Linked DNA regions of Homo sapiens: region 1 is linked to region 2. A link is a loop called in an ENCODE intact Hi-C map of the cell type or tissue named here. Cell type or tissue: heart right ventricle. All regions are shown on one strand. Each heading gives the region's core, and the rest is flanking DNA. Links, peaks and the distances in the headings are about the cores only. Region 1 overlaps LOC105371912 (a long non-coding RNA gene). Region 2 has its middle 9.3 kb from the start of LINC01993.

Region 1 (16,718 bases), core at 6,659-9,158, 52 kb after region 2:
TTTCCACTACAATAATTATGTCCTGTCGCTGGCCAGGTGCAGTAGCACGCCTGTAATCCCATCACTTTGGGAGGCTGAGGCGGGCAGATCACGAGGTCAGGAGATCAAGACCATCCTGGCTAACAGGGCGAAACCCCATCTCTACTAAAAAAAAATACAAAAAAATTAGCCGGGCATGGTGGCAGGCGCCACCAGTAGCTCCCAGCTACTCGGGAGGCTGAGGCAAGAGAATGGCGTCAACCTGGGAGGAGGAGCTTGCAGTGAGCCGAGATCATGCTACTGCACTCCAGCCTGGGTGACAGAGCGAGACTCCGTCTCAAAAAAAATAAATAAATGAAATAAATAAAATAAAATTAATTATGTCCTGTCATCTCCCTGCTTGTAGCTACTAAGATCCCTTAGGAAAGATCCCATCCTGATTTAAGATTGCATCCCTAATACCTATAACACAATAACTTGCACTTACGGACATGCCATAGATATTTGTTGACTAAGGGCAAGAATATATGAATTTGTTTAGTGATTCACTGCAGTGTTTTGTGGGTGAGTAACATAGTCGTGAGTTTCTAGTTTCCCCAGTCTAGTTTCTGGCCCACAGTGGCCTTGTTTGTCATCTTTCTGTCCCTCTCCTCATCTCAGGCCAAGGGTGAAAGCCAGCAAGAGTCCGGGGCTGGCATCTACCCAGACAGCGTCTCACTCTGCTGCCCAGCCCACTTTCAAGTCAATGTGGAGCTTCCCAGCTCGCCCTCCCCATCCTGGATTTCAGATCCCTCCTACCCTCACCCTACTTTCTCTCGGAGTTTGACAGGGGAGCAGGTAGAACCTGGGGCAGATCTGCATTCCCCTGGGAGATGCTTCAAGCAGTGGCAGGGTCTTAGCCTCTGAGCTGCTCCCTGGTAGGAAGGAAGCAACTGCCCCTGGTCTGTGTTGGGAGATGGACAGAGCTTTAGGATGGACAGGCGTTGGGGATGCACCAGTACACATAGGCGCTCAATAACGGTGGTCTTTATTCTCTTTCCTCTTCTGTCATCTGACACGATTCGGTCTTCTCAGCTAAGGACTGGGTCTGTCCTTCGCTCGTCCTTGTAGCCGTGACTACAACCTTCCAAGCCATTTTTGTTTTCTTAGAGGTTTTATTGGGAGCTGAGGGTTAATAGCACCCCAGCCCCTCCCATCAGGCTCAAGGGGCTCTTTTGCCTTCACTTGTGGTTGAGAGTCCTCCCTCCCTCCTGCCCTCTTCTCTGTCCTTTTGAAATATGAGCTCAGCTCCCTAGAAGGTATCAGTGCTTTATTTTGTACCCCTACCAACTTTCTTTCTCTTTTTTTTTTTTTCGAGACGGAGTTTCACTGTTGTCGCCCAGGCTAGAATGCAATGGCGTGATCTCGGCTCACTGCAGCCTCCACCTCCTGGGTTCAAGCAATTCTCCTGCCTCAGCCTCCCGAGTAGCTGGGATTACAGGCGTGCACCACCATACCCAGCTAATTTTTTCTATTTTTAGTAGAGACGGGGTTTCTCCAGGTTGCTCAGGCTGGTGTCGAACTCCTGACCTCAGGTGATCCACCCGCCTGGGCCTCCCAAAGTGCTGGGATTACAGGCATGAGCCACCATGCCTGGCCTCTTTCTCATAGAAATCTTTTGTGATTGAATTGTCTGAATTGTGGATTTTTTTTGGTCTACCTTACCATTTTCCTTTTTAGAACCTACAGCTTTCTTTTTTTGGCCAGCATTTCTTTTTGGAGAAATTTCCCCTAAAGTATAGGGTACCTATGTGATAATTTCCAGTATCTCTTCCTGAGCTATTATAAACTCACAGGGAATCATCCTGTATGAAGAGTGACCCCACAATGAAATTCCTTTCCTGGGGTTCAAACAATAGACTTAAAAAAAAATTTAAGACACAGGGTCTTAGGTCGGGCATGGTGGCTCACGCCTGTAATCCCAGCTACTAGGGAGGCTGAGGCAGGAGAACCACTTGATGGAGGTTGCAGTGAGTAGAGATGAAGCCACTGCACTCCAGCCTGGGTGACAAAGCCAGACCCCATCTGGCCAGACCGCCATCGGGAGATGGAGGTTGTAGTGAGCCGAGATCCTGCCACTGCACTCCAGCCTGGGCTACAGAGCCAGATCCCATCCCGCCCCACCCCCCCAAAAAAAGAGAGAGAAAGACAGAGAGACAGGGTCTGGCTCTGTCACCCAGGCTACAGTGGATTGACTTGATCGTAGCTCACTCACTGCAGCCTTGAAGTCCTGGGCTCAAGTGATCCTCCTGCCTCGGCCTCCTGAGTACCTGGAACTACAGGCACCAGCCGGTGTGCCCTGCTCAAGCAGTAGACTTTCCCTTGGAATAAAGACCATTATAATCCCCTCCACCAACTCTCGCAAAGCCATAGTTTGCCAGAGCCATTACTGAACTTTTTGACAAGGCAATCAGCTCAAATGCACCCAAACAGGTTCGGGATTCCTGAACTCAGCCCAGGCTTCATTGATGATACCTAACACGCCTGACTCTATAAGCGGCTGACTTTTAAAATAATAACTTTTTTTTTTTTCTTTTTGAGATGGAGTCTCACTCTGTTGCTCAGGCTGGAGCGTAATGGCATGATCTCAGGCTCACTGCAACCTCCTCCTCTTGGGTTCAAGTGATTCTCCTGCTTCAGCCTCCCAAATAGCTGGGATTACAGGCGCCCACCACTATGCACAGCTAATCTTTTGTATAAAATAATGACTTTTAAAATAATCCAATACAATAAGATCTATTAAGCACCTAGTACATAACTATGAACCAGGGATTGGGGAGAGAAAGGAGGAAGGAGATTTGATCTCACCCTCGAAGGGTTTAGAATCTCTCCACTAAGATTTTTAGGAGTTAGAGTTGGAAACTTCACAATCTAAAGTGAAGAAAGACGAACAGGGTAAAACTCAAGACAGTTTTTGTAAAAAGAAATGTAAAACTGTTTGCCTTCCTGTTTCTTCGTCAGGGATAAGTAATTTCCAGTCATCCCATCCATTAAACAAATATGTATTAAGAAAGAAAAACAGTCCAGGAGCCTACTGCGGGCACAACCGGGGTGCACAGAACCCATCTCGGGAGGCTGGCTCTGCCCCTTGAGAAAGTTCAAGATGAAGGGGATGCCAAGGCCAGAGGCAAATGTCCAGCCCTCACTAGCGGGGATCACCTCGAGTTCCACGCGAGGGGCTCAGGGTTGGGTAATCGAGAGTGGAAAGCTCTGGAAAAACCCTAATACCCCTGTTGCAACATTCTAGGAAAATGGTCTGTCTATTGAATAAGAGTGAGTCACCATGGGAAAGTTGGGGCGGTCAACACTACCCCGCACTGCTCATCCCCATTCTTTGGCTCCTAGTGATGCTCCGGTCACCCTCTGGGGGCCATGGGGAGGAGGCAGTGACGCCGTGATCCGGAATTTCAACGAGACATATGCAAATGGCCCAATGGGCTGTGAAGGAAGTTCAGAGACAGGAGGATGAGGCAGCTCAGTGTTTCTAACCCACAAAGCAGAAGTGAGAATGGGTGAGAATTCCCAGTCACCTTCCCCTTCTCCTTTCCCTTCTCACTCTACCCCAACCCTACTCCCTGTGTGGGCCCTCTGCCCCTTCCCTGTTCAGAAATGAGATCACTGGGTGGGTGCAGTGGCTCATGCCTGTAATCCCAGCACTTCAGAAGGCCGAAGCCGGAGGATCACTTAAGGCCAGGAGTTCAAGACCAGCCTGGGCAACATAGTGAGACCCCCGTCTCTGCAAAAAAATTAAAATCAGCCAGGCGTGGTAGTGCACACCTGTGGTTCTAGCTACTTGAGAGGCTGAGGTTGGGGGATCACTTGAACTCAGGAGGTTGAGACTGCAGTGAGCTATGATCACACCATTGCACTCCAGCCTGGGTGACAAAGTGAGACCCTGTCTCTTTTTTGCTTGAGATGGAGTCTTGCTCTGTCGCCCAGGCTGGAGTGCAGTGGCTCAATCTTGGCTCACTGCAACTTCCGCCTCCCGGGTTCAAGCAATTCTCCTGCCTCAGATCTCCCCAGTGGCTGGGACTACAGATGCAAGCCACCACGCCTGGCTAATTTTTGTAATTTTAGTAGAGATGGGGTTTCACCATGTTGGCCAGGCTGGTCTTGAACAGGTGATCCACCTGCCTCAGCCTCCCAAATTCCTGGGATTACAAGCATGAGCCACCATGTCCAGCTGACCCTGTCTCTTAAAAAAGAAATTGAGATCTCTGACTTTTACCCAATTACCCAAGTCTGTCAAAGTACCCATCTGTAAAAGAAACCAGCCTTGTAAGGTTCCTTTCAACTCCAGAATTGAGGAGTGGGTTTGGGGGCAGTCAGAGGGGGGTGCTGGTGAGCAGGTGACAGGAGAAGGAAGAATCTCCAGTTGAGCCCCCACTATGTGTCAGGCCAGGAACCCAGGGACCTCACCAGAGCCCTCTGTAGAGGTCAGCATCCTCGTTTTACAGATGACACAATGACAGCCTAGTCGGAGGATGATGACACCAGGATCTGACCCAGTCTTCCCAGGCTCCCCCCCCCAACTGGAAGCCCCCCAAGATTGAGCAGACATATTCTTTCAGGAAACACCACCACTCTGGTTTATTTCAGCTGCAGGTCTGATCTCCATAACAGAAGCACACCTGAAAAATACTGCCTTAGCCGCTGAATTTTGATAGAGCAATTCTATATTCCTGGTAACTTCCTCTGTAATTAATCGTCAATTGATTACTCCGTCACTTACATGTGAGTGTGAAGGCGCTGGCTTCTTTGTCAGGAAGTGAACTCTCTATTGACGAATGAGTCAAAGCACTGGGCGGCTGTTACTTATTCATGAAGGAGGGCATTGGCGCGTTTAGGTTTCCCCTCACCTGTCCAGCACGCCCTGAAAGATTGTAGTACAGAGTCCTGGGGAGAAAGTGGTTTCCTGCCTCTCCCTGGGCTCATATTTGAATGGTACTTTCTTTCTCTCTCTCTCAGCAGACTAGGCTCCTCTCAGCAGATTTCCATCCCAAGTTTGGGTAGCTCTTGCCAAACCTTTTAACCCGTATTCTACAGCAATAATCCAAGTTATAAATAAAACTATTCAATTCAGCTATCTAGTTAATTAAAGAATTAGTAGCCACTTGTGGATAATATTTATTTTTCTGGGCAGTGAACTGAGTTAGTTGGACTGGGCATGGGGATGAGTTCAATATTTTATTAATTTTCCTTGAGGATAGCTATATATTTAGTACACATGTAATACAATGTATTAGTGTGATAACTTTTTTTTTTTTTTTTTTTGAGATGGAGTCTCACTCTGTCACCCAGGCTGGAGTGCAGTGGCACGATCTCAGCTTACTGCAACCTCTGCCTCCTGGGTTCAAGCAATTCTCATGCCTCAGCCTCCTGAGTAGCTGGGACTACAGGTGGACCCCACCATGCCTGGCTAATTTTTGTATTTTTAGTAGAGATGGGGTTTCACCATGTTGGCCAGACTGGTCTCAAACTCATGGCTTCATGTGATCCTCCCACCTCTGCCTCCCAAAGTGCTGAAATTACAGGCAACAGCCACCTCGCTCAGTCAACTTTCTTTAAAAAGGAAGGATGACTGGGCACAGTGGCTCATGCCTGTAATCACAGCACTTTAGGAGGCTAAGGCGGGAGGATGGCTTGAGCCCAGGAGTTCGAGACCAGTGTAAGCAACATAGGGAGACCCCCCCCCCACCCCCACCGTCTCTACAAAAAAATAGAAAAATTAGCCAGGTGTGGTGGCACATGCCTGTAGTCCCAGCTATTCAGGAGGTTGCGGCAGGAGGATCCATTGAGCCTAGGGGGCAGGGGCTGCAATGAGCTATGATCATGCCACTGCACTCCAGCCTGGGTGACAGAAGGAGACCCTGCCTCAAAAACAAAAGGAAGCTAAGGGGTGTAAACTGCCTGGGGAAGACTCTCTGGGGTCATAGAGAGTGGGTTTAGGATCTGGGGGACATTCTCTGTGGCCAGTCAGTCAGGGTGCTGGCCTGACTGCTCAACAAGCTTCTTAATGACTCTAAACCTCAGATTCTTCGTTTGAAAACCAGGCAGATGAGCTCAGAGAACTGCTGTGTGGATTCCCCCTCCCAGTTCCAGTGTGGCAGAGTCCTGGCAAGATAGAGTCTACCTAGAGCTGCTCAGAAATGCAGCATCTCATGGCCCACCCCAGCCAGATGAATCAGTCTGCAGTTTAACAAGATCCAGGTGATTGGTGCTGACGTGAAAGTTTGAGAGGCCAGGCTAAATAACATGACATATGTAAAACACCTGGCAGAGAGTGGGCATGGATGGGCGTCAGCTGCCCTCCTCCTCTCCCCCGAGCATCCTCAGACACCATCCCAGGGAGATCTTTTGCTTGGGAGGGAGAGATGTGGGTTGGATTGTGGGTGAAATGTGGGCGACCTGCATTCTCATGGTGCAGCACATATTTTGTCTCCTTGCAATCATTGATGTGGGCCAGACTGCAAAGTGTGGCCCCTAGGAGTTCAGCATATGGTCCTAAGGTTACAGGGTGAACCCAAGGCGACCAGGGCCACGTATGCAAGTACCCACAGCTTCTTCCACCAAGCCGCCACCACCCGTGGATGTGGTCACTCACTCTGGTGGGGCAAGGGGGCAAGAGGGCAGCTGGACCTCTAGTCCTCATATGGGTTTGCTGGTTGTATGTAAAAAGCCCCTTAGGGGCTGGTGTCCGCAATGTGATACTGAATGTGATGGTTTAACAGCTTTCATGACACACCCATTTTGGAAGCAGCCATCCTGTGCTGGGCACTGCGGATTCAACACAGACCAAATGGACCCATGGCAGGAAGGTCGTTAGAGTTAGGATGGGCAGAGAAGTAGCACATGGGGACAAGGGCTGAACCCAGGTCAGCACAGGGTGTTGGGAAGACCACCCTAGAAAGGAAGTGGGGGCCGGGCGCGGTGGCTCATGCCTGTAATCCCAGCACTTTGGGAGGCCGAGGCAGGCCGATCACTTGAGGTCAGGAGTTCGAAACCACCCTACCCTGGTCAACATGGTGAAACCCCATCTCTACTAAAAATACAAAAACTAGCCAGGTATGGTGGCGCGTGCCTGTAGTCCCAGCTACCCGGGAAGCTGAGGCAGGAGAATCGCCTGAACCGGGGAGGTAGAGGTTGCAGTGAGCTGAGATAGTGCCACTGCACTCCAGCCTGGGCAACAGAGCGAGGCCCTGTCTAAAAAAAAAATAATAAATAAAATAAAATAAAATAAATCAAGAAAAAGAAGGAAGTGGGGCCCAGGGCGGACAGGCTCAGGGCAAGGCACCTGCCCGGAGGGCACTGGGGTAGGGCACCGGATGGCCTTAGCCTCTGGACATTCTCAGCGACCTGGCACTAGGGAATGTTCCTGGCCTAAGGAAGGACCTGGGTCTGGCCAAAAAGGCGAGAGAGCTAGGCGCGGCCTGGGAGGAAGGTGCGGCGCTGGGGAGGGAGGGGAGCCCTGCCCTGGTGTGCCCTCGGTCCCGCGCCGCACACCCTGCCGGGAAGCCCGGGGCCGCAGCTGCTCGGGCGGCCCGGCCCAGAATAGCCTCCCTTCCGGGCAGGGCTGCCCCGGCCCGCAGCGCCAGCGCCCGAAATAGGGCTCGGCCGGGTGGCGGGCGCCAGGGGCCGCCCCAGCTGCAGGACTCGCCGGGGAGCCGGGGCCCGCGCGTGGACCGGGAGGGGCTGCGGGGTGCGGGCCCGGCCCTGGGACGCGAGGACCCGGGTGGGCGGGTCCGCGGGCGGGGTGGGGGCGGGGCGCGGGGCCGGGACCGGGATCCCGGGCGCGGGGCCAGCCCGAGGCGGGTGGAGCCGGGCGCTGACCTCACAGCCCGCGAGGAAGCCCGTCGGGGCCGGCGGGGCTGATGGAAGGCCTGAGGAATTCGCAGCCGGCGGCGCGGCCGGGCGCGTTCCCTTCCCCTCTCTCCGTTGCCCGGCGAGGGAGCCACAGCGCAGCGGTTGCCATGGCCACGGGCCGGGCGTGGGGCTGGGGGACCAGGGGCCGCTGAGCCTCGATCACCTTGTCCTGCTCGAGCCAGGTTGGCATGGACTGGAAGAACCCCGCGGCGGCGGGCGGGAGGTGCTGGGGCCAGGGGAGGCCCCGAGGGACCCCGCCGCCCGGTCTGCGCCCTGATCCCGCAGGGTCCTGTGGAAATGCGGTGTCTGCCTCCCCGCCTCCTGCGCTCACACATGCAGGCCTGGGGCCTGCGGGTCCCGGGGCTCTGAGCCTGCACAGCCCACGGGCCGCAGCCGCAGGCCCCGCACTGGTAGCTTAGGTGGACACGGAGGCTGAGGGGGAGTTTCCAAGGGGCCTGGCCTCACGCTCTGCCCGTCACAGCCGCCACCCCTCACCGGCCCTCCACCCACCCCTAACTCCTTAACCTCTCCCGGCCTCGGTTTCCTCACCTATTAACTAGAGATTAGTCATAGCTACCATCCAGGCTTGTTATATTAAAATAGAATAATTATGTAATGTGCCGTGTGCACTCCAAACGCGGTCCTCTTTCCCTGTCCCACACCTCCTTCCTCCTGCATCAGGCCTGGGGAGGGGGGCGTGCCGATGTCACCCCCAACCCCCAGGCCTAGAGTCCTGGACACATGGACGCCCCTGCCAGAGCTCCCCTCCCCGCGCTTGGGGTTACTTTGAACCCCGCCTCCTACAAGAGGATGGTCCAGCCTATTGTCGGAACCTGCAGGAATCCCAGGCTGCGACCCAAGAATATTAGCGGAGGCCCAGCCTGGCTGGGGTGAGTCAGCCTCTCCTCCCAAATTCAGTTGCGGCTTCAGCTGCCCTGTGCAGCTGGGGCTGCTAAGTTGCCAGCAAGAGGCAGCCTCTGAAAATCTCTGGAAAGACCAGCATGTCCTTGGGGTGGGATTCAGAGCACAGTGGGGTGGGGGAGGGTTGAGAAGGGGTCTTGATCCCCCTTCTCTTCCTCTAGGGGAGCCGAGGCTTGGGACCAGGGAAGCAGCGGTACCCCATGTGGGGAAGGGCGGGCCTGACTTACTGTAACTTCCTGGCCCAAAGCCTGATTGTCCTGTGGTTGGGCTGCCCGGCCAGAGAGGCCCCTGGTGTAGGGAGGACTCAGAGAGAACTTGCCTCCCGTTGCCAGGGCCCAGTGTGTGTGTACTGGGGGGCGGAGGGGCTGTGCTGTCACTGATTTCCTGAGACAGCTAGTAGACCAGATGAGGCTGCCTGGAAGGTGGCTCCTCTTCCCTAAGCAGGTTGGGCCACTACCTAAATGCCAGGTTATTTACAAGAAAAAAAAAAGGCTGTCCAGGGGCTCAGCCCCTTTTGGAGGGCATCAGAGCCGCCAGTGTTGACTGAGCACTCACCATGTACTACGCCATATGGGCGTTTGCTCACTGAACTGTCACAACCACCCAAGAAAACGGGAACTGTTGTTATCCCCATTGTACAGATGGGGAGCGGATTTAGAGTCCTGGGATGCAAACTGGGTTTCCCCGCTGGCTCCCGATCCCCACTCCATCTGGCCTATGAGCGTGGGAACCAGTGTGGCCCGGAAGAGTGGTGGATGGCCCAGCTGACTGCCCAGGTGCCCCCACCCCCCAGCCACATGGGCATGCGGCTTGCTCGGTACTCAGCTGACTTCCTGTCCCTGGAAGAGCAGCTGCCGGTATGCTGGGGCAGGGCGGTCCCCTTCCTGTGGTTCAGGTAAGGGCATAACCCCATGCCTTCTTGGCATCCTCCCTCTCTCCTTTCTCAGGCTCTGCAAGTCCGACCTGGGTGCCCCAGAGAGCTGCTCCGGGAAAGACGTTTACCTGCTGCCCAGAGCTGGGACTGCAGACCCTGATTGGCGAGGGCTTGGAGAGTAGCTGAGAACCTTCCCTTCAGCTACTGAAGACCAGACAGGGCTTTCTGTATCACGCTGCCTGACGATGATGAGGGTGCAGTGACTAAGAGTGCAGATGAAAGGCCCAGCTCTCCAACCAGGTGGATGGATTTGCAAGGAGCTTCTATCTGGGCGTGGTGGCTCATGCCTGTAATCCCAGCACTTTGGGAGGCTGAGGCGAGCGAACCACCTGAGGGTGGGAGTTCAAGACCAGCCTGACCAACATGGAGAAACCCCATCTCTACTAAAAATACAAAATTAGCCGGGCATGGTGGCAGGCACCTGTAATCCCAGCTACTCGGGAGGCTGAGGCAGGAGAATCGCTTGAACCCGGGAGGCGGAGGTTGCAGTGAGCCAAGATCGTGCCATTGCACTCCAGCCTGGGCGACAGAGTGAGACTCCATTTCAAAAAAAAAAAAAAAAAAGAAAGGAGCTTCTGAGAGATGGGGTCTCCACCTCCCCATCAGATACTCCAGGGCTTTGGAAAGAGCTGGCTGGCTCTTGGGCATCACCTCAACTTTCCCCTAGGTGACGCTGCCAAGGAACTGTGGCACTGTCCCTACTTCCCACATCCAGCTCCACGGTTCCACCTCCCACCCCCCTTGCCTGTGGAAGCTCAAAATAAGCTTTCTAGAGCATGATGTTTCTTGTGTGAGGGGTCATCTGAGGTTGTAAAGACTGAAGCTCTTCACCAGAGAAACGCAGGAAGCATCCCGCAGCTAAGTGAGGCAATGTCTGGGGCACGCCAGGCCACGCCAGGTAGCTCAGAGGGGAGGAACGCCCCTGGCTACACAGCCTGCGTCTGAGCCCTGCTGGTGGCCAGGCCATCTGCTGGGCTCCATCCCTGGGCGTCTTTCCAGCCTGTCTTCAGTGCTCAGGGCGTCTTTAGCAGAGCATAAAGTGGCATTTCACTTGTCCCTCTACCCAACAGCAAGGAAGTGGACCTCTCTTAGGCTTTTCTTGGAAGACGAAAGGAAAGAAAGAACGTTCTCAATGTGAGATCCTACAGGACCACTGTACTGGGTCGAATGGCGTCCCCCCCCACCAAATTCATGTCTGCATGGAACCTACAAATGTGACTTTGTTTGGAAAGAGGGTCTTTGCAGATGTAATTAAGATGTACTCCACAGGCCTGGGGAGATCAAGGCTAACAGCATGTTGTATGAGGATGGCCCCAGTCCAATGACTGATGCCCTTATATGAGGGAAATCTGGACACAGACACACAGAGAAGGCCACGCGGTGGTGGAGGCAGAGATGGGAGAGATGTGTCTACAAGCCAAGGAGCGAGCAGGACCGCCGGCCACCACCAGGAGCTGGCAGGGGCAAGGAAGTCATTCTTCCCTGGGGGCTTCAGAGGGAGCACGGTCCCAGTACACCTTGAGTGTTGGCCTTCTGGCCTCCAGAGCTGTGAGAGAATCCATTTTGGTTGTTTGAAGCTGCTGAGTTTGTGGCGTTTTGTTACGGCTGTCCCAGGAAAGGAATACAATCACCAAATGTCAAACACAGGGCAGCTGGGAAAAACAAGAGGGAAATGCATGAGGCACGTAAAGAAAAGACTTGGAAGAGACCAAGGAGGGACAGGAAGGAATGCTTCCTCAACTTCCTCCTCGCACCCGGACAGGAAGCCGGAGACCTAGTGGCTGAGCCTTGGAAGAAGCGGCTACCTATTCCCCCCCACAAGAGCGGGTGAGCTTGGATGTCGGATGAATGAGAAGGGTCTGAATCTTGCTGGGTCCCAGGGAGACCCTGTTAATAATAACAAACTCAAGATATGGTCTCGTCTCATCCTCACCACAGTGCCTAAAGCAGGTTTTATTGAAATCCCCGTGTATAGATTAGGAACAAGGCAGGGCGGTTGGGTGCCTGCCCAGGGTCATAGGCAGCAGCAGTGATCTGGAACTGGAGCCCAGCTTTCCCACACCCTGCCCTTACCACTTGTCCTCTCCTGATCCAGGGCTCCAGTGCCCATGTCCAGTGCCTTGGTGGGGCTGGGCCAAGAGGCACAGCGAGGGCCCTGGCCACAGGCAGGGGCGTTGGAGCCCTGCTGCCTAGGTTTGGATCCCAGCTCTACTCCTGGTGAGCTGTGTGACCTTGGGCAAGTTACATTACATCCCTGTTTTGCAGTTTCACCCACTGAGAAAATAGGGACAAGAATAGTACGTAACTCATGGAGTTGCTGGAGACCTCCATGGGTCAGTACGTTTCAGGTGCTTAGAATAGTGCTTGGCACACTGGAAGCACAGCCATAAAAGTGTTGTGAAATAAATAAAACCCGCTGGGCGAGAGAACTCTTTCTTTCATAGCTGGGGCCAAGGAGAGGGCTTCAGGATGGTGACCTGTCTTATTCTTACTCCACAGACATGGAGATATCAAGGCCAATAGCATTCTCATGCAGTTCTCTTCTATTTCCCATAGAACCCTCAAGACCAGCAAGGGGGACACCTGAGAGCAGAAAGCAGAGTTGCACCCACATTCTGGGCAGGCTGACTCAGTTGCTAGAATCCTGCCTCTAGGGCCAAGATTACTGTTTGATCCTGATCTGGGCCAGCTTTGTCCTACTGGAGGAAAGCTTGGAACCCTGAATCCTACTTGGTTGGTCTCCTGCTTGGCTGTTTTGCTCACAGTGGGAACCTGGTCTGGGGTGATTCACTATCACTCATCGCTCCACAGAAGGATGGTGCCCGGTGCACATCCCCAGGATAGTGTTAACCGTCACCTTTACGCATGGCACTCAGAATGCGCAGAGTGGTGTGTGCATGCAGCAACGTGTATACACCCTGTGCATCTGGGAGGTCCTCCAGTCATCTCTGGCCGCGTCCTGCGGAGGGTGCTGCAGCCTCTACCTGGCCTCTGGCTCTTTCTTTCCTTTCCTTTCTTTCTTTCCTTCTTTCTCTTCCTTTCTCTTCCTTTCCTTTCTTTCCTTTCTTTCCTTTCTCTTTCCTTTCTTTCCTTCCTTTCTTCCTTCCTTCCTTCCCTTTCTTCTTTCTTTTCTTTCCTTCCTTTCCTTCTTCCTTCCTTTCTTTCTTTTTCTTCTTTCTTTCTCTCTCTCTTTCTTTCTTTCTCTCTCTCTTTCTAGAGTCTTGCTCTGTCACCACGCTGGAGTGCAGTGGAGTGATCTCGGCTCATTGCAACCTCTGCGACCCAGCTTCAAGCGATTCTCCTGCCTCAGTCTCCCAAGTAGCTGGGACTATAGGCATGCACCACCACAAACAGTTAATTTTTTTTGTATTTTTAGTAGAGATGGGGTTTCACCATGTTGGCCAGGCTGGTCTTGAACTCCTGACCTCAGGTGATCCCCCCCACCTTGGCCTCCCAAAGTGCTGGGATTACAGAGGTGGCTCTTTTAATTGACTCCTCTCCAGGCATCTCTCCTTCCAGCCACAGAGCCTGGCCTGATGGTCCCAGGGCCCCAGGGCCCCAGGTGAAGGCCTCTCTCCTCCCCCACTCAGGTCTGACCAGCTCTGTTTCCATCCTGGTGTGGGCACAAGGTCTCTTGCTGCAGCTGGGCCAGTTTGCTGACCTTCTCAGCTCCTTCTCTTAGACTGGAGAGGCCTGGAAGGGTGCCCGAGGGAGGGTCTGGGCTGCTCTCCTGGGCTCCTCCCCTCCACTCCAGGACTCTGGCTGGAGCCTGGTCAGGGTCCTTACTGAGTTCTCAGCCAAGCGCCAGCCCTGTGATGGCCTGAGGGGTCTGGTGGGGAAGCCCCAAAGTGAGGGCTCCATAGCCCTCACTGTCCCTCCCCCAGCATTGTGCAGTGCCGGCGGTCTCTGAGTTCTTCTGGGTAGCCTTTCTACCACATCCTCTTGCCTACTTTCACCAGGTGGCCAAGGGACACTAAAAAAGGCAGTGAATAGCTAGAGGACCACTCTTGAAAATCAGCCTGCCTTCCTCCTGGTGCCAGCTCCTGTCCCTCCGGCCTCCTTTTCATAGAATTCTACAACAGGAGGAAACAGAGAGGTCATCTCCTCCACCTTCACCAAGTTTCCAGAACGGATGGGTTAGAGGGATCTGGCGTTCTCTGAGGCTTCGGGCCAAACCTTGGACATTGGGCTGGCCAGAGATCTTGCTGGGGTTGCCTTGGGAATTGTATATCCATTGGGAGCACTAGCCCTGAACACCTGGGGCTCCCCACCTGCTAGGAGCTGGGAGGACTCTGGTGTTCCCTGCAACCCCCCAGGGTCTGGGTGGACGGAATGGCAGCCCAGGACTGTTCCCCAGGCTGACCTGGACTCTGATGAGAGCCAAGAGTGGACCTAGCTGTCATTTAGATCCCTGGGGGAGCCTTCACAGTAGCTGCCAAGCAGAGGTCCTGGCACTGGGGAGGGTTCTCACACGTAGGAGGGGCAGTACTTAAGCAAGTAACAGTGGAGAGGGCACTGGATTTGACATCAGCTGAGAGGTGGTCCGTTTCTGCTTCTCTCACTGCTTATCTGTGATCTGAGGCAAGCCTAAACTCCTCTACAGCTTAGTTTACTCATCTGGAAAGTGTGGTATATTTTATTTTACCTGCCTTACATCTGAGGCATGGAGGAAGGACGGAATGAGATCACCTATTAAAATGCATTTTGAAAAAACAAAAGTGCTATTTATGCAAACACATGGTACTAAAAATAAAAGATGCCTGTTTGCTTCTGGAAGTAAAAGTTGTGAATGATGCCGGGCGCTGTGGCTCACACCTGTAATCCCAGCACTTTGGGAGGTCAAGGCGGGTGGATCACAAGGTCGAGAGATCGAGACCAACCTGGCCGACATGGGGAAACCCCATCTCTACTAAAAATACCAAAAAAATTAGCTGAGCACGGTGGCACACGCCTGTAGTCCCAGCTACTCAGGAGGCTGAGGCAGGAGAATCACTTGAACCCGGGAGGCGGAGGTTGCAGTGAGCCGAGATTGCGCCATTGCACTCCTGCACTCCAGCCTGGTGACAGAGCGAGACCATCCGTCTCAAAAAAAAAAAAAAAAAAAAGTTATGAATTAAGTGATATTTTAATGATCCAGGAACCCCATTATTTAAAGAACATTTTGTCTTTTGTACAGCCACAGAGCCAGTGTTTGATGAGTTTCCAGCAAGCATCACCCATTCTGCTAGATTTTGTGAGGAACATAAAAAAGCAGAAGATATAGGGCCTGGTACGGAGTTGGCATTCAATTAATAATCATTGGGCAGGGCACGGTGGCTCAGACCTGTGTTCCCAGCACTTTGGGAGGCTGAGGTGGGTGGATCACCTGAGGCCAAGAGTTCAAGACCGGCCTGGCCACCATGGTCAAACCCCATCTCTACTAAAAGTACAAAAATTAGCCGGGCCTGGTGGCACATGGCGGTAGTCCCAGCTACTCGGGAGGCTGAGGCAGGTGAATTGCTTGAGCCTGGGAGGCAGAAGTTGCAGTGAGCCAAGATCATGCCACTGCACTCCAGCCTGGGCGACACAGTGAGACTCTGTCTCAAAATATATATATATATTAATAATCATTGGATGAATAAGAGCGAATTTCTTCCATCTGAGAGTTCACAGTCCAGTTTGGACGGGGACAGTCATGTGACCGGGTGATGAATGAGTGGTGCAGGCTGTACATATAATATGCATTTGGAGGGAGGAGAGGTCTCCAGGGTGTGGGAGGCTTCAGGGAGGAGGCAGGAAGGGAGAAATCCTCAGCAGAGAGGGAGAACTAGAAGAGAGAATTGGAGGGGCTGGCTGGGAAGAAGGGCTAACCCCAACATGGGCTCCTAATCCCAAGTGAGCAGGGAAGTGATGAATATGGTGGGCAGGGAAGAAGACCACCCTGATGGGAAGAAGTTTGCCTCCTAGCGTGGGGTGGAGTGGGGGCAGAGTAAACTTCCCACTGGGGCTACAGTTGAAGGGTTTTGGAAACCCAGCTTAGTGGAAAATGCCAGGGGGAACCAGTATAGATCCTACAGGGATGGGCTGCCTGTGTGCATGACATCATGAAAGCAATATTTTTAGAAGATGAGTCTGGCATGGATGGGCCCATGGGGACATACCAAACTTCTTGAAGTTCCCCAAAGTTTCCCTTTTCCGGGCTATTTCCCTGTTTCTGAGAATGCCCCATTCTCCCAAGCCTGTGGAAGGAACACCTGCTGTTTCACCTTAACTTACGCATCACCTCTTCTGGGAAGCCACTAGAGGTCATTTCCTCCTGGGCACCCCCAGCTGTACCCTGTCTACCACTTTATTTTTACACCCATTCCTTTTTAGGATACTTCTTGGTTTTCACATCTGGTTCCCCTTTCAGACTGTGAGTCTCTTGAAGCCTGGAATATTTCCTGATTGTTATTTTTGTCCAGCAACAGGCATGGTGGCCAGAGCCGTGTTTCCACCTATGTTGGTATCACCTGGGGCACCTGGGTCCCAGGTGACACCTGGGTCAGGCAAACATCAGGTGCTGCTGATACACCCTAAAGTTTAGGAACACTGCAGCTCCACCTCTCTCACATGGCCTCATAGGACAACATCTACAAAGAGCATATCATGATATAAACAGCACCCCCTGGAGTTGTGCAGCACAGACACCTCCTGGAGGACCCAGGTCCTCATGGATTCAGTTTTTTTTTTTTCACTTTATTTTCTTTCTCTCTCTTTCTCCTTCCTTCCCTTCTCTTCCTCCCTTCTTCCTTCCTTCCTTCCTTCCTTTCTCTCTCTCTTTCTTTCTTGGTGTGTCACTCTGTGACTCAGGCTGGAGTGCAGTGGCACCATCTGGGCTCTCTGCAACTTCTGCCTTCTGGGTTCAAGCGATTCTCCTGCCTCAGCCTCCCGAGTAGCTGGGATTACAGGCGCCGCCACCACACCCGGCTAATTTTTGTATTTTTTGTAGAGATGGGGTTTT
Region 2 (13,805 bases), core at 8,020-10,519:
ATATTTTCTGAGCCCCAACAGTGTATTTTGGGAATGCTGTTATATTTCCATCTAATTTGCATTAAGGAAAAGCTATATGTGTTTTGGTGCCTGGGTACCTGTGTTGGGGAGGCTGGGAGTGGGGACAGAGTGGGGGAGGGCATCTTCTGGGTGCTCTGCAGACCCAGGGGTCTGTGGTGTTCTCCTTCAGGGCAACCCCCCAAAACCCACCACCCAAACTCAGCGAAACTACAAGGTGGGGCTGTGATGGGGCCTAGAGGTTTATGTAACAATCATGGGAACGGAGGTCCTCACCCGTGGAGGCCCCGCTAGGGGTTGAGCCTATTCCAGGGGTTCCCTGGAGTTCACCTCTCCTCACTGCCTCCTGTTCTTATTGGTTTTCTGGTGGGGGAGGAAGGGGCAAAGCCGCTCTTCTGTGAAGGTGGATGTTTTTTTTTTGGCAGCAGCTGAAATCCATTTGCTACTAGGCCTAGGAGTAAGTGGGCGATCAAAACTGAATCGTGCAGTTTTTACTCCAAAACAAGCCCTGGCTCTTTAAGACTTGGGGCTGATTTTCACTCTCGGGTACCTGGGGCGAAGGTCGGGAAGCCAGGCCTTCTGTAAAGCTTTTAAGGACAGAAGGTGTAGCCTCCCAAGTTAGCACACTCTGGAGCCCCGAATGCAGTTGCCCTCTACAGACCTGGTCAGGGCCTCACCCTGCAGCCCAGGGGAAGGGACTGGGGGCTTTAAAGCTCTCGCAGGTCTCTGTTTGGCTGTGTGGCCCAGGACCAGCTCCTTCTACTCTCCTGCTGTGAATCAGCAGCACCACCCCCGACTTAGTAGCATAGTGTGAGGCTGACGTGCACGTGGGTGTGAATCCCGGTCAGCGCCACTCGTTGTGCCTTTGCGCTTCAATGGTCCCTGCCAAGGCTGTGGCAGCAGCTCCTGAGCTCCCCACCATACCTCGCCTAAAGCCTTAGGGACAAGTTCAGCCACCTGAGACCAAAAGCGCCCTGCCTGGCTAGCTCTAAGCCTCCAAATAACCCCTGGGATCCCAGCAGTTCTTCACTGTAAGAGTTTACTTGTGGCTGGGCATGGTGGTGAACACCTGTAGTCCCAGCTGCTTGGGAGGCTGAGGTGGGAGGATCACTTGAGCCCAGGAGGTTGAGATGGTAGTGAACCATGACTGCACCACTGTACTGTATGTAACCTGGGTGACAGAGTGAGTGAGACCCTGTCTCAAAAAAAAAAAAAAAAAAAAGTGGGCCGGGAGCAGTGGCTCACTCCTGTAATCCCAGCACTTTGGGAGGCCAAGGCGGACGGATCATGAGGTCAAGGTATCGAGATCAGGCCGGGCACGGTGGTTCACACCTGTAATCCCAGCACTTCGGGAGGCCAAGGCAGGCGGATCACGAGGTCAGGAGATCGAGACCATCCTGCCTAACATGGTGAAACCCCGTCTCTACTAAAAAAAAAAAAAAAATACAAAAAATTAGCCGGGCATGGTGATGGATGCCTGTAGTCCCAGCTACTCGGGAGGCTGAGGCAGGAGAATGGTGTGAACCCGGGAGGTGGAGCTTGCAGTGAGCCGAGATTGCGACACTGCACTCCAGCCTGGGCGACACAGCGAGACTCCGTTTCAAAAAAAAAAAAAAGATATCGAGATCATCCTGGCCAACATGATGAAACCCCATCTCCACTAAAAATACAAAAATTAGCTGGGTGTGGTGGCTACTCCGGAGGCTGAGGCAGAAAAATCGCTTGAACCCAGGAGGCAGAGGTTGCAGTGAGCTGAGACTGCGCCACTGCACTCCAGCCTGGTGACAGAGCGAGCCTCCGTCTCAAAAAAAAAAAAAAACAGAACAAAACAAAAAAAGTGTTCACAGATGGGCTTGGAGGTCCATGGTCCATCCTTGTTCTTCAGGCCAGCCAAAGGTGGCCAAATTTAGTAAAAAAGCAAACAAAAAACCAAGACACCTAGTTAAATTTGAATTTCAGAGAAATAACAAATACATTTTTAGTGTAAGTATATCCCATGCAATATGAGAGAGATACTTACTCTAAAAAATGTATTTGGCCAGGCGTGTGGGCTCACACCTGTAATCCCAGCACTTTGGGAGGCTGAGGTGGGTGGATCACTTGAGGTCAGGAGTTCGAGACCAGCCTGGCCAACATGGCAAAAACCCATCTCTACTAATACAAAAATTAGCCGGGCCTGGTGGCGAGCACCTGTAATCCCAGCTACCAGAGGGCTGAGGCATGAGAATTGCTTGAACCCAGGAGGTGGAGGTTGCAGTGAGCCAAGATCATGTCACTGCACTCCAGCTTGAGTGACAGAGTGAGACTGTGCCTCAAAAATAAAAAAAAATGTATTTGTTGTTTCTCTGAAATTCAAATTTAACTGAGCATCCTGTGTTTTATCTGGCAATCCTAGTCCCACCCTCTTCCAAATTCACATCTTTTTTTTTTTGAGACAGAGTTTCACTCTTAATGCCCAGGCTGGATTGCAGTGGCATGATCCCAGGTCACAGCAACCTCTGTCTCTTGGGTTCAAGCAATTCTCCTGCCTCAGCCTCCCGCGTAGCTGCCGTGCACCACCACGCCTGGCTAATTTTTGTATTTTTAGTACAACGGGGTTTCACCATGTTGGCTGGGCTAGTCTCGAACTCCTGACCTCAGGTGATCCACCTGCCTCGGCCTCCCAAAGTGCTGGGATTACAGGCGTGAGCCACCACGCCCGGCCCTCCAAATTCACGTCTATAAGAACGATTTTCCTGCCCCAACCATACATTTCTCACAGATAAAGGTGCATTTTTATCATTTCGTCTTTCCTGGGGCTGAAATGGCTTCTTCTTTTTGCATTTTATGGTTTTACAATTGTAGCAGTAAAACATTCTTGCCGGCAAGATGATTGAAAATTTAACTACAAAAGGCATCATTCATTTTATTTTTGTCTTCATTGGAGACATAAAATGGATTCGCAATCATCCCACCACAGTGGTTGAGTATTGTGGGTTTTAGAGTTGCTCACATAGCACATTTATACTCACCAGTGTGAGGGCTCTTTGCAGCCGCCAATGGAGTGATCGTTTGTGTTTTGGAAGCAGCAGTAACATTTATTCCTAATAATCCTGCTGCAGTGGGTTCTTGGTATTTTATAGTTGTTATTGCAGTAAAATTTATATCCTACAGAATTATGACAATATTCAGCTACTAATATGATTATTATTTGTGTGTGTGTGTTAAAACCACGGAAATAAAATTTACTCCCAACAATACAGTGGCAATTTTATGTCCCTAAACCTGACCGTAAATAATAAACATAACTACAGAATGCCTGTAAACACATAAAACATCCTTCTCGGAAAAAGTGAACTCTCCATTGCTATCCTGATGAGACCAGCAGCTGGGGAGCCTGGTCTAGCAGTTAGGGCTCCTGGGCAGACTTCAAAAGGATGAAGCAACTTCTTCACAGGACTCCTGGAGAGCAAGTTGCTTAACATTTCAGAGTCCAAGTCAGCCCGTCTCAGAGAACGTGGGCTGGTCCATCGCCTGATGAGTGCACGGATACAATGTGTGGTAACCACACTGTAGAACACTGCTTGGCCGTAAAGAGAATGCAGTTCTCATACACACTGCAACTCGGATGAGCCTTCGAGACATTATGCTCCACGAAAGAAGCCAGATACAGCCAGGTGCGGTGGCTCACTCCTGTAATCCCAGCACTTTGGGAGGCCGAGGCGGGCAGATCACAAGGTCAGGAGTTCAAGACCAGCCTGGCCAACATGGTGAAACCCTGTCTCTACTAAAAATACAAAATTAGCTGGGCATGGTGGCGCATGCCTGTAATCCCAGCTACTGGGGAGGCCGAGACAGGAGAATCGTTTGAAGCCAGGAGGCAGAGGTTTTGGTGAGTCAATATCGTGCCACTGCACTCCAGCCTGGGCAACAGAGCGAGACTCCATCTCAAAAAATAAAAGTAAAAAAAGCCAGACACAAACGATGTATACTTTTGATCCACATACTGTATGATCCCATTGAAATTAAATAGCCAGAAAAAGGCTAGGTGTGGTGGTTCACACCTGTTATCCCAGTACTTTGGGAGGCTGAGGTGGGAGGGTCGCTTGAGCTCAGGAGTTTGAGGCCAGCCTGGGTAACATAGCAAGACCCCCATCTCTACAAATAACTTAAAAATTAGGCAGGCATGGTGGTGTGCACCTGTAGTCCTGGCTACTTGGGAGGCTGAGGCAGGAGGATCCCTTGAACCCAAGAGGTTGAGGCTGCAGTGAGCCATGATCATGCTGTTGCACTCCAGCCTAGACAACAGAGTGAGACCCTGTCCGAAAAAACAAAAACAAAAACAAAAATTAAAAATATCTAGAAAAAGTAAATTTCCATAGACAGAAAGTAGACGAGTGGTTGTCAGGGGCTGGGGGAGGGAAGGGGAAATGGGAAGTGACCGCTCATGGATCCTTTTTTTTTTTTTTTTTTTTTTTTTGAGACAGAGTCTTGCTCTGTCACCCAGGCTGGAGTGCAGTGGTGCAATCTCGGCTCACTGCAACTTCCGCCTCCTGGGTTCAAGCGATTCTCCTGCCTCAGCCTCCTGAGTAGCTGGGATTACAGGCATGCGGCACCATGCCCAGCTAATTTTGTATTTTTTTAGTAGAGACGGGGTTTCACCATGTTGGTCAGGCTGGTCTCGAACTCCTGACCTCAGGTGATCTGCCTGCCTTGGCCTCCCAAAGTGCTGGGATTAGAGGTGTGAGCCACTGCGCCCGGCCTCATGGACACTTTTGAGATGATGAAAATGTTCTGGTAGGGCTGGGCAGGGTGGCTCATGCCTGCAATCCCAGCACTTTAGGAGGCCAAGGTTGGCGGATCACCTGAGGTCAGGAGTTCGAGACCAGCCTCAACATGAAGAAACCCCGTCTCTACTAAAAATACAAAATTAGCCGGGTGTGGTGGTGCATGCCTGTAATCCCAGCTACTCGGGAGGCTGAGGCAGGAGAATCACTTGAACCTGGGAGGCGGAGGTTGCGGTGAGCCGAGATCGCACCATTGCATTCCAGCCTGGGCAATAACAGCGAAACTCCGTCTAAAAAAAAAAAGAGAGAGAAAATAAAAAGAAAATGTTCTGTGGTTGACTACAGTGATGGTTGCACAATTCCATGAATTCACCAGAAGCTGTTGAGTGTATACTTTCAATGGGTGAATAGTGTGGTGTTTAAACGCTCTTAATAAAGTTGCTAAGGCCGGGCACGGTGGCTCACGCCTGTAATCCCAGCGCTTTGGGAGGCCAAGGCAGGCGGATCACCAGGTCAGGAGTTTGAGACCAGCCTGGCCAACATGGTGAAACCCCGTCTCTACTAAAGATACAAAAAAAAAAAAAAAAAAAAAATTAGCCGGGCGTGGTGGCACACGCCTGTAATCCGAGCTACTTGGGAGGCTGAGGCAGGAGAATCGCTTGAACCTGGGAAGCAGAGGTTGCAGTGAGCCAATATCGCACCATTGCACTCCAGCCTGGGCAACAGGGCGAGACTCTATCTCAAAAATAAATAAATAAATAAATAAATAATAAATAAAGCTGCTAAAATGAAAAAAGGAAGAAAACATGCTTCTGTTCCTCCTGCCCCCCACCCCTGCCTCCCCTGGGCTTTCAGCTGCTGTCTCTAGAGAATGTTTGGAACAGGTGTCTGGGAATAGCTAACAAAATCCCTCTGGCTTCTCCTTGCCTTGTGGGTTATGGATACTGCCCCCTTCCTCCATCGTGAAATGAAAAGTGACATGACCCTAAAATCTAAAAGGACCATAAGGCCCATTAGGCAATCTCAAGAGAGCCACCTGCAAGGGACAGAGGTGTGGCAGCAGCCCTGGAGAGAAGGAGGCCAAGCAGAGAGGGTGCAGGCTGCCAGGATGGAGCCTCTGCCCGCCACTCACTGGGCAGCAGTGGAGCTGCCTCTGCCTGTATCATCCCCATTTTATGAATGGGGAAGCTGAGGCAGAAGCAGTGATACAGCCAGAATGAACAGTCTTAGGCATCGTCCACAGACCAGCGAGTTACTCCACCAGGTGTCTGTATCACCCAAAGAACCTGAAGTGCATGGGCTCCTTGCGAGCTTTTTTCTCTCAAAAAAAAATTGTGGGGCTGGGCGCCGTGGCTCACACCTGTAGTCCCAGTACTTTGGGAGGCCAAGGCGGGTGGATCACTTGAGTTCAGGAGTTCAAGACCAGCCTGGGCAACATGGCAAAACCCCGTCTCTACTAAACACACAGACAGTTTGGCTGTAGTGGCGCATGCCTGTAGTCCCAGCTACTTGGGGGACTGAGGTGGGAGAATCGCTTGAGCCCAGGAGGCGGAGGTTGTAGGTGAGCCGAGATGGTGCCACTGCACTCCAGCCTGGGCGACAGAGTGAGATCCTGTCTCAAAAAAACTGTGGTAAAATAGGCCGGGGGTGGTGGCTTACGCCTGTAATCCCACCACTTTGGGAGGCCAAGGTGGGTGGCACCGGAGGTCAAGAGTTTGAGGCCAGCCTGGCCAACATGGTTAAACCCCTTCTCTACTAAAAATACCAGCGTTAGCTGGGTGTGGTGGTGCGCACCTATAGTCCCAGCTACTCGGGGGGCTGAGGCAGGAGAATCGCTAGAACCCAGGAGGTGGAGGTTGCAGTGAGCCGAGATCACATCACTGCACTCCAGCATGGGTGGCAGAGTGAGACTCTGTCTCAAAAAAAAAAAAAAAATTTGTGGTAAAAAACACATAGCATAAAATTTGCCACTTTAGCCTTTTTTTTTTTTTTTAGACAGAGTCTCGCTCTGTCGCCCAGGCTGGAGTGCAGCAGCACGATCTCGGCTCACTGCAAGCTCCGCCTCCCAGGTTCACACCATTCTCCTGCCTCAGCCTCCTGAGTAGCTGGGACCACAAGTGCCCGCCACCGTGCCTGGCTAATTTTTTGTATTTTTAGTAGAGATGGGGTTTCACCATGTCAGCCAGGATGGTCTCAATCTCCTGACCTCATGATCCACCTGCCTCGGCCTCCCAAAGTGCTGGGATTACAGGCGTAAGCCACCGCGCCCAGCCAACTTTAGCCATTTTTAAGTGTTTCAATTCAGTGGCAGTAAGTATCTTCACATCGTTGTGTGACCAAGTGTCAGAGGTGACGTGGGCTGTCCAGGACACATGACTGGTGGGAACTACAGGGTCCCCGTCCTGGTCCTCACACCGCTGTTGGCCCTGGACAAGGTATGTCTTCTGAGTGCGACCAGAGGCCCAGAGAGCACGGGATTGGCTGCGGTTGCCAGTGCCTGGGGCAGTTCCCGCTAATGCCATCGTCCTGGGGATCCCCTTGAGTCCCCTGCTCCTGCTTCTTAGTTTGCTGCACCCCAGAGGGTGACTGGGACCCCCATGCCTGGGACACTGGTTGCATAGGCAGCTTCCAGGGCCACCCCAGACCTCCCAGCTCAGAGTCCTGGGGCCTGGGGCTGTGAGTTAATCAGTGTCCAGGCAACCAGGGATGCCACAAGAAGTCAGGAAGTTTCCAGACTTGCCTGGTCTCAGAATTATCTAAGCTCCTTTTTTTATTTTTTTTTTTTTAAGACAGGGTCTCGCTCTGTTGCCCAGGCTGGAGTGCAGTGGTGGGATTTTGGCTCACTGCAGTCTCAACCTCCAGGGTTCAAGTGATTCTTTCACCTCAGCCTCCCAAGTAGCTAGGACCACAGGCGTGTACCACCATGCCCCAGCTAAGTTTTTAAATATTTTGCTGAGACAGATCTTGCCATGTTGCCCAGGCTGGTCTTGAACTTCTGGGCTCAAGCGATCCTCCCAACTTGGCCTCCCAAAGAGCTGGGATTACAGGTGTGAGCCACTGCGCCCGGCCCATCTGAGCTACTTTTAGAAGTATAGGTTCTCTGGCTTCTCTCCAGCTGAGACCAAACCACCTCTGAATCTATTGTTAAGAGGTACAAGGGGCTTGTGATACAAAAGTGGCAAAGCTGGACAGGCACAGTGGCTCATGCCTGTAATCCTAGCACTTTGGGAGGTTGAGGTGGGCCGATCACTTGAGGTCAGAAGTTCAAGGCCAGTCTGGCCAACATGGTGAAACCCTGTCTCTGCTAAAAATACAAAAATTAGCCTGGCATGGTGGTGCGTGCCTGTAGTCCCAGCTACTCGGGAGGCTGGGACAGGAGAATCACTTGAACCTGGGAGGCGGAGGTTGCAGTGAGCTGAGATCATGCTGCTGCACTCCAGCCTGGGCAACAGAACAAGACTCTGTCTCAAAACAAAACAAAACAAAAACAAAAACAAACCTGCAAGGCTGTCGGTTCATGCGCTCATTCCTTCACTCATTACTGCAGTCCTACTCTGTGTATTCATTATTGCAGTCCTACTGTGTGTGCCTCACCTCTGCAGCCGGATCCTGCCCCAGCCCCAGGCATGAAGGCATGGAGCCCCTGCCTGTGCACGTCCTTCTTCCTGGGCTACCCTGCCTCTCCCCTTGTGCCTGACATTGAGGGCTGTGAGACCTCCTACTCGTCACCCCTCAGCCAGCTCTGTTTGGCCCCCCAAAAGCCTTGGGACCTCCTCGGGTCCTGGACGTGGGACTGGCTCTGATTCTAGCCTCTGGGCTGGGCTGCTGCTGACAAGTGTTCAGCTCCTGCTGCTCAGATGAATGAAGGGACAGAAGGCGGGTGTCTAGGCATGGCCGGGACCTGGGATTCTATTTTTTTTTTTTTTTTTTGAGATGGAGTTTCGCTTTTGTCGCCCAGGCTGGAGTGCAGTGGTGCGATCTTGGCTTACTGCAACCTCTGCTTCCAGGGTTCAAGCGATTCTTCTGCCTCAGTCTCCCTAGTAGTTGGGATTACAGGCGTGCACCACCAAGCCCAGCTAATTTTGTATTTTTAGTAGAGACGGGGTTTCTCCACGTTGGTCAGGCTGGTCTCAAACTCCCGACCTCAGATGATCCGCCTGCCTCGGCCTCCCAAAGTGCTGGGATTACAGGTGTGAGCCACCATGCCCAACCCCCCAGCCAGGACGGGAACTTCTTAGGATCCGGCTGCAGCCCAGGGCAGAGGAGTTCCCGCGGCTTCCTCCAGTGAGTTAAGTCAGGCCTGAGTGAGCATCTACTCTTTCTGGGCCGCTAGAGGGAGACCTTCGCAGCCTCGTACTTGGCTCAAGACACCAGGCTAAGGGGTGTCAGTGTGTGTGAGTGTATGTGTGTGTGTGAGTATGTGTTTTGTGTGTGTGTGAGTGGCGTGTGTGTGTTGAGTGTGAGTGTGTGAATGAGTGTGTGTGTGTTTTGTGTGTGAGTGCGAGTGTGTTTGTGTGTTGAGTGTAAGTGTGAATGAGTGTGTGTGTTGTGTGTGTAAGTGCGAGTGTAAGTGTGTGTGAGAGAGAGTGTGTGTGTCCTACCTGGGCATGCACGGGTGGGTGTGGGCAGTGACCTGAGCCCTGCACGTACTGCCAGGTGGCCCGGCTTGCCAAAGGTGGGGAAGGGTTATTTACCCAAAGTGGGAGAGACCTGCAGGCTGGGCGGCAGCGGCAGGAAGAACAGCGAGCGAGGCCACAGTGGCATCCATGGAAGATGTTATTTGGGGCCTTTTCCGTGCCTGCTACTGTTCTTCGCATCCTGCGTGTATCACGAGAAGCAATCCTATCAAAGGAGGACCTATGAATACAATATCCACTTTACAGAGGAAGAAACTGAGGCTCAGAGAGGCTGAGTCACTTCCAGAGCTGAGATTTGAACCCAGGGAGTGGGGGCTGGGGCCTGGGCTCCACAGCACAAAGGAGCCCTGCCTGCTGGGACAAGGAGCTGCCTTGTGGTATGGCCAGTGTGCCCAAGCCAGCCTTTGGAGCCCGCTGGGCTGGCTCTGGGTTCCAGCTCTGCCGCCTGCCTGCTGAGTGTCCTTGGGAAAGTCCCTCCACCTCCCTGAGCCCCGCTTTCTCCTCTGTAAGATGGGACTAATGACACCTATTTCTCTGGTTGTTTAGAGGTTTAATGGTTCACTGTATGCAGAGGGAGGCAGACTTCAGGGCCTCCTCAGGAGCCTTGGCATGCGGCCACAGGGCCTTTGTATGTACTGTGTGTGCGCCTAAGATGCCCATTAGAAAGATAAGATGCCACCTCACTGCGGACTCCCCTTAATCTCCCTGCTGCAGGGCCAGCTCCAGGGGTGTGTGACCTATGGAGGTGCACTGGTCCCCATGCTCAGAGCACGCTGTGCTGGGTTTAATGATCTCCGTCACCATTTCGAAATTCTTAGTGATTTTTTAACAAGGAGCCCTGCATCTTCATTTTGCACTGGGCCCTGCCAGTGTCACAGCTGGGCCTGCCCTGCAGTTTCTTTTTCTTTCTTTCTTTTTTTTTTGAGATGGAGTCTCGCTTTTGTTGCCCAGGCTGGAGTGCAATGGCATGATCTTGGCTCACTGCAGCCTCCATCTCCTGGGCTCAAGTGATTCTCCTGCCTCAGCCTCCCAAGTAGCTGGGATTACAGGCGCCCACCACCACGCCCAGCTAATTTTTGTATTTTTAGTAGAGATGGGGTTTCACCATGTTGGCCAGGCTGGTCTCAAACTCCTGACCTCAGGTGATCCGCCCACCTCAGCCTCCCAAAGTGCAGGGATTACAGGCGTGAGCCATGGTGCCCGGCTGCCCTGCAGTTTCTCCTCCTGCGCCGTGCCCCGCATGATCTGCCCCCAGCGAGGAAGGAGACTGAAGAGCAGCAGGGAGGGTCCCTGGAGACAGAGCGGGCAGAGTGGGCTCGACGCACCCCTGACACCCATCAGCAGGCGCCTTCCTCAATGCGGACAGGCAGACCCTCCTCTCTTGGGCACACACTCAGTCAGCCCCTGGGTCAGTTGCTCCTCCTAAAATGGGACTGACAGTTGAAGACCTCCAAGCTTCCCAGTCATAGCAGTGGCCCCTCTCAGCCCACACCCAGTCCACTCTGGATTGCTAGTGGGGATCCCCCGAGACAGGGTTCTCCCCCAGGCTGGTCAGCCCCACATCTGTGAAGCTTTCTGGGCCTCTCCACACCCCCAGTTCTCTGAGGCAGGCGGGGTCTCCAGGGCAAACTCGTGTGAGCCTCACCTGTGTGTTGCACCGTCCTGTCTGCAAACAGAAACCCTCACGCTGCCGAGCCGATGCCTCTGTCCCCAGCACCTCCTTGGGGACGGTGGACTCCATGGTCAAAGGGCCAACTCAGGGGAGCCACAGTATCTGTGCTTCAGGCAGCCCGAGTTGAGGACGTGTGGCATTCTGCTGGCATCGTTCATGCCTCACTCTTGGCTCTGGGGCTGGGCACTTGCTTTCTGGCCCAGCCTGCCGCCAGGGTGAATGGCCTCTGGGGCAGATGGCGTTCTGGGAACAGGTAATGTCCTGGCCAGCGGGCAGGCCGGAGCTGGAGCCTGGGTGGAGGGCTCCCCAAGGACCACCCTGGGTCCCACTCGGCTTTCCCTGCGTGGGGGCGACACTGTTGCCAGTTACAGACCGCCCAAGAGTGCCCCGAGATCTAAGCATAGGACACAACAGGGGCTGGTCTCATCCACCTCGGATCCACCCACCTGCAGCCCAGTCCGGCTGTGTCCCTCAGGTCACACTCACTGTGTTTTGAGAACTCTCCTCCGGGCCTACAAAGTTTGCCAAGGCGAATGTCAAAGGGATATGGGGGCAACAGCTCCCAAGATCAGCCCTAATCCACCCTCCTCATCTGCCCTCTCCATGGGGCCTCACTCCATGTCTCCAACATCTCAGGTTGGTGTCCAAGCCACGGCCTCACATGGACTCACCTCCTGCTTCAGTCTCTGTTTCTGACCAGGCTTCTTGCTCCCAGGGAGGAGCGAGCTTGGACCGCTGCTCTCAGAAGGGACCCTCCTAGCTGGACCTGCCCCTGATTTGGCCGGGTGCCCTGGGCTCTGTGCCCATCTCCACCAACCTCCCAGAAGCGAGAGCTGGATACCTGCCTCTCTGTGTCCAGCTTCCTTCCTTCCTTCCTCAACAATCAGTTATTAAACACCCAGGATACAGATGCACGGTGCTGCTGCAGCTGTCCTCCAGGCTGCCTTTTTTTTTTTTTTTTTTTTTTTGAGACAAAGTCTCACTCTGTCGCTCAGGCTGGAGTGCAGTGGCACGATCACAGCTCACTACAACCTCAACCTTCTGGGCTCAGGTGATCCTCCTACCTCAACCTCCCAACTAACTGGGACCACAGGTGCATGCCACCATGCCTGGCTTGTATTTTGTGTAGAGATGAAGTTTTGCCATGTTGCCGAGGCTGATCTCGAACTCCTGGGCTCAAGTGATCCACCCACCTCGGCCTCCCAAAGTGCTGGGATTTCAGGCGTGAGCCACCGTGACTGGCCCCATGCTCTTGGCTTCTAATCATAGACTTTGGGGCTCATTCAGATCACCTCTCATAGTGAACTTTTGTCACTTTCTTCTCCACCATCCACTTTACCCCAGGGATGAGCCTTCATTGGTCTAAGCCAGTCTGACTCTCTCACCCCCTTGGTTATAACGATATAGGATACATGTCCCAACCCGGGTCAGATGGCCCTATAAATAGGTTTCAGTTGCTTTACCTACAAGTAGTTCCTTTTTTTTTTGAGATGGAGTCTTGCTTTGTCACCCAGGCTGGAGTGCAGTGGCACGACCTTGGCTCACTGCAACCTCCGCCTCCCAGGTTCAAGTGATTCTCCAGCCTCAGCCTCCCAAGTAGCTGCAATTACAGGCGCACACCACCACGCCCAGCTAATTTTTTTTTTTTTTTTTTGAGACGGAGTCTGGCTCTGTCCCCCAGGCTGGAGTGCAGTGGCACAATCTCGGCTCACTGCAAGCTCCACCTCCCGGGTTCACGCCATTCTCCAGCCTCAGCCTCCCGAGTAGCTGGGACTACAGGCGCCCGCCACCACGCCTGGCTAATTTTTTAGTATTTTTAGTAGAGATGGGGTTTCACCATGTTGGCCAGGATGGTCTCGATCTCCTGAGCTCGTGATCTGCCCTCCTCGGCCTCCCAAAGTGCTGGGATTACAGGCGTGAGCCACCGTGCCCGGCCTACACCCAGCTAATTTTTGTATTTTTAGTAGAGATGGGGTTTCACCATGTTGGCCAGGCTGGTCTTGAACCCCTGACCTCCGCTGATCCACCCACCTAGGCCTGCCAATGTGCTGTGATTACGGGCGTGAGCCACTGCACCCGGCCAAGTAGTTCCCTTTCTGTTGCATTGGGACCTAGAGGCACATGGCCTGGGCCTGCCCAAGGGTGTCTTGTGACCATGAGGGAGAGTCTGCAGAGGACAGGGCCCCTCCCCGTGCAGGAGGGCCTGGCTAGTTGAGTGAGTCTCTGATGAGGCAGTGCCTCCGAGGGTCAGTCATGCTCAAACTCAGTGTGCCCCAAGTCCTGACCCCTGGTATTCTGGGCTATCACTGCCCAGGAAAACAGCACTCCAAACCCTGGCCTTCAGGCCTGTTCCTTTATGCTTATCGCTGGAATCCCTGGTCCAGAGGGTCTTCAAATCCACACAAGCCCCTCCTGCTTGGCCCTAACCCGATGGGTTAAGCGTTTCAAGGGAGGGCTTGAGAGGTCCCCAGGACATGCCTGGAGGGCCAATAAATGACCGTGAACGGTGGTGAGTGAGGCAGGTGGAGAGTGTGACCATGAAGAGCAGGGCAGACTCCCCAGAGTACTGTAGGGAGGCAGCTGCAGTCTGGATGAAGAGTACACGCCAAGGCCAATTGTGGTTGCTGGTGGGATGCAGCTGGGAAAGCGAGAGTGAGGACCCCAGACCCTGGCGGCTGCAATGCCTGGGGGCATGTGACATGGTGGTGAAGG

What was found. Hi-C counts contacts between places; a loop is a spot of excess contacts. Peaks named below come from ENCODE experiments on the same cell type or tissue, not always from the same donor. Only the 100,000 strongest peaks of a DNase experiment are listed, where the experiment ranks them.
Region 1: it touches region 2 in a loop (2.2-fold over the local background); 35 of 110 quality-filtered maps call a loop at or near these places.

Annotation. Positions count from the first base shown.
Region 1 is chr17:78,334,216-78,350,933 of GRCh38, forward strand. It overlaps LOC105371912 (a long non-coding RNA gene), which reads left to right. Exons shown (of 2, transcript NR_188632.1): 2 at 9,750-12,162. Among named protein-coding and RNA genes, the nearest start is that of SOCS3, 18 kb to the right of the region's middle. RefSeq lists silencers at 4,768-4,877, 7,441-7,700, 7,911-8,020, 14,199-14,258 and enhancers at 8,067-8,572, 10,599-11,103. In heart right ventricle, for the core only: CTCF peaks have their summits at 7,653 (motif pointing right) and 9,083; DNase peaks (open chromatin) are centred at 7,776, 8,775 and 9,066; H3K4me3 peaks cover 1,747 bases; H3K27ac peaks cover 2,500 bases.
Region 2 is chr17:78,280,845-78,294,649 of GRCh38, forward strand. No RefSeq gene overlaps it. Among named protein-coding and RNA genes, the nearest start is that of LINC01993, 9.3 kb to the left of the region's middle. RefSeq lists an enhancer at 6,814-7,315 and a silencer at 10,887-11,156. In heart right ventricle, for the core only: a CTCF peak has its summit at 9,106 (motif pointing right); a DNase peak (open chromatin) is centred at 9,107.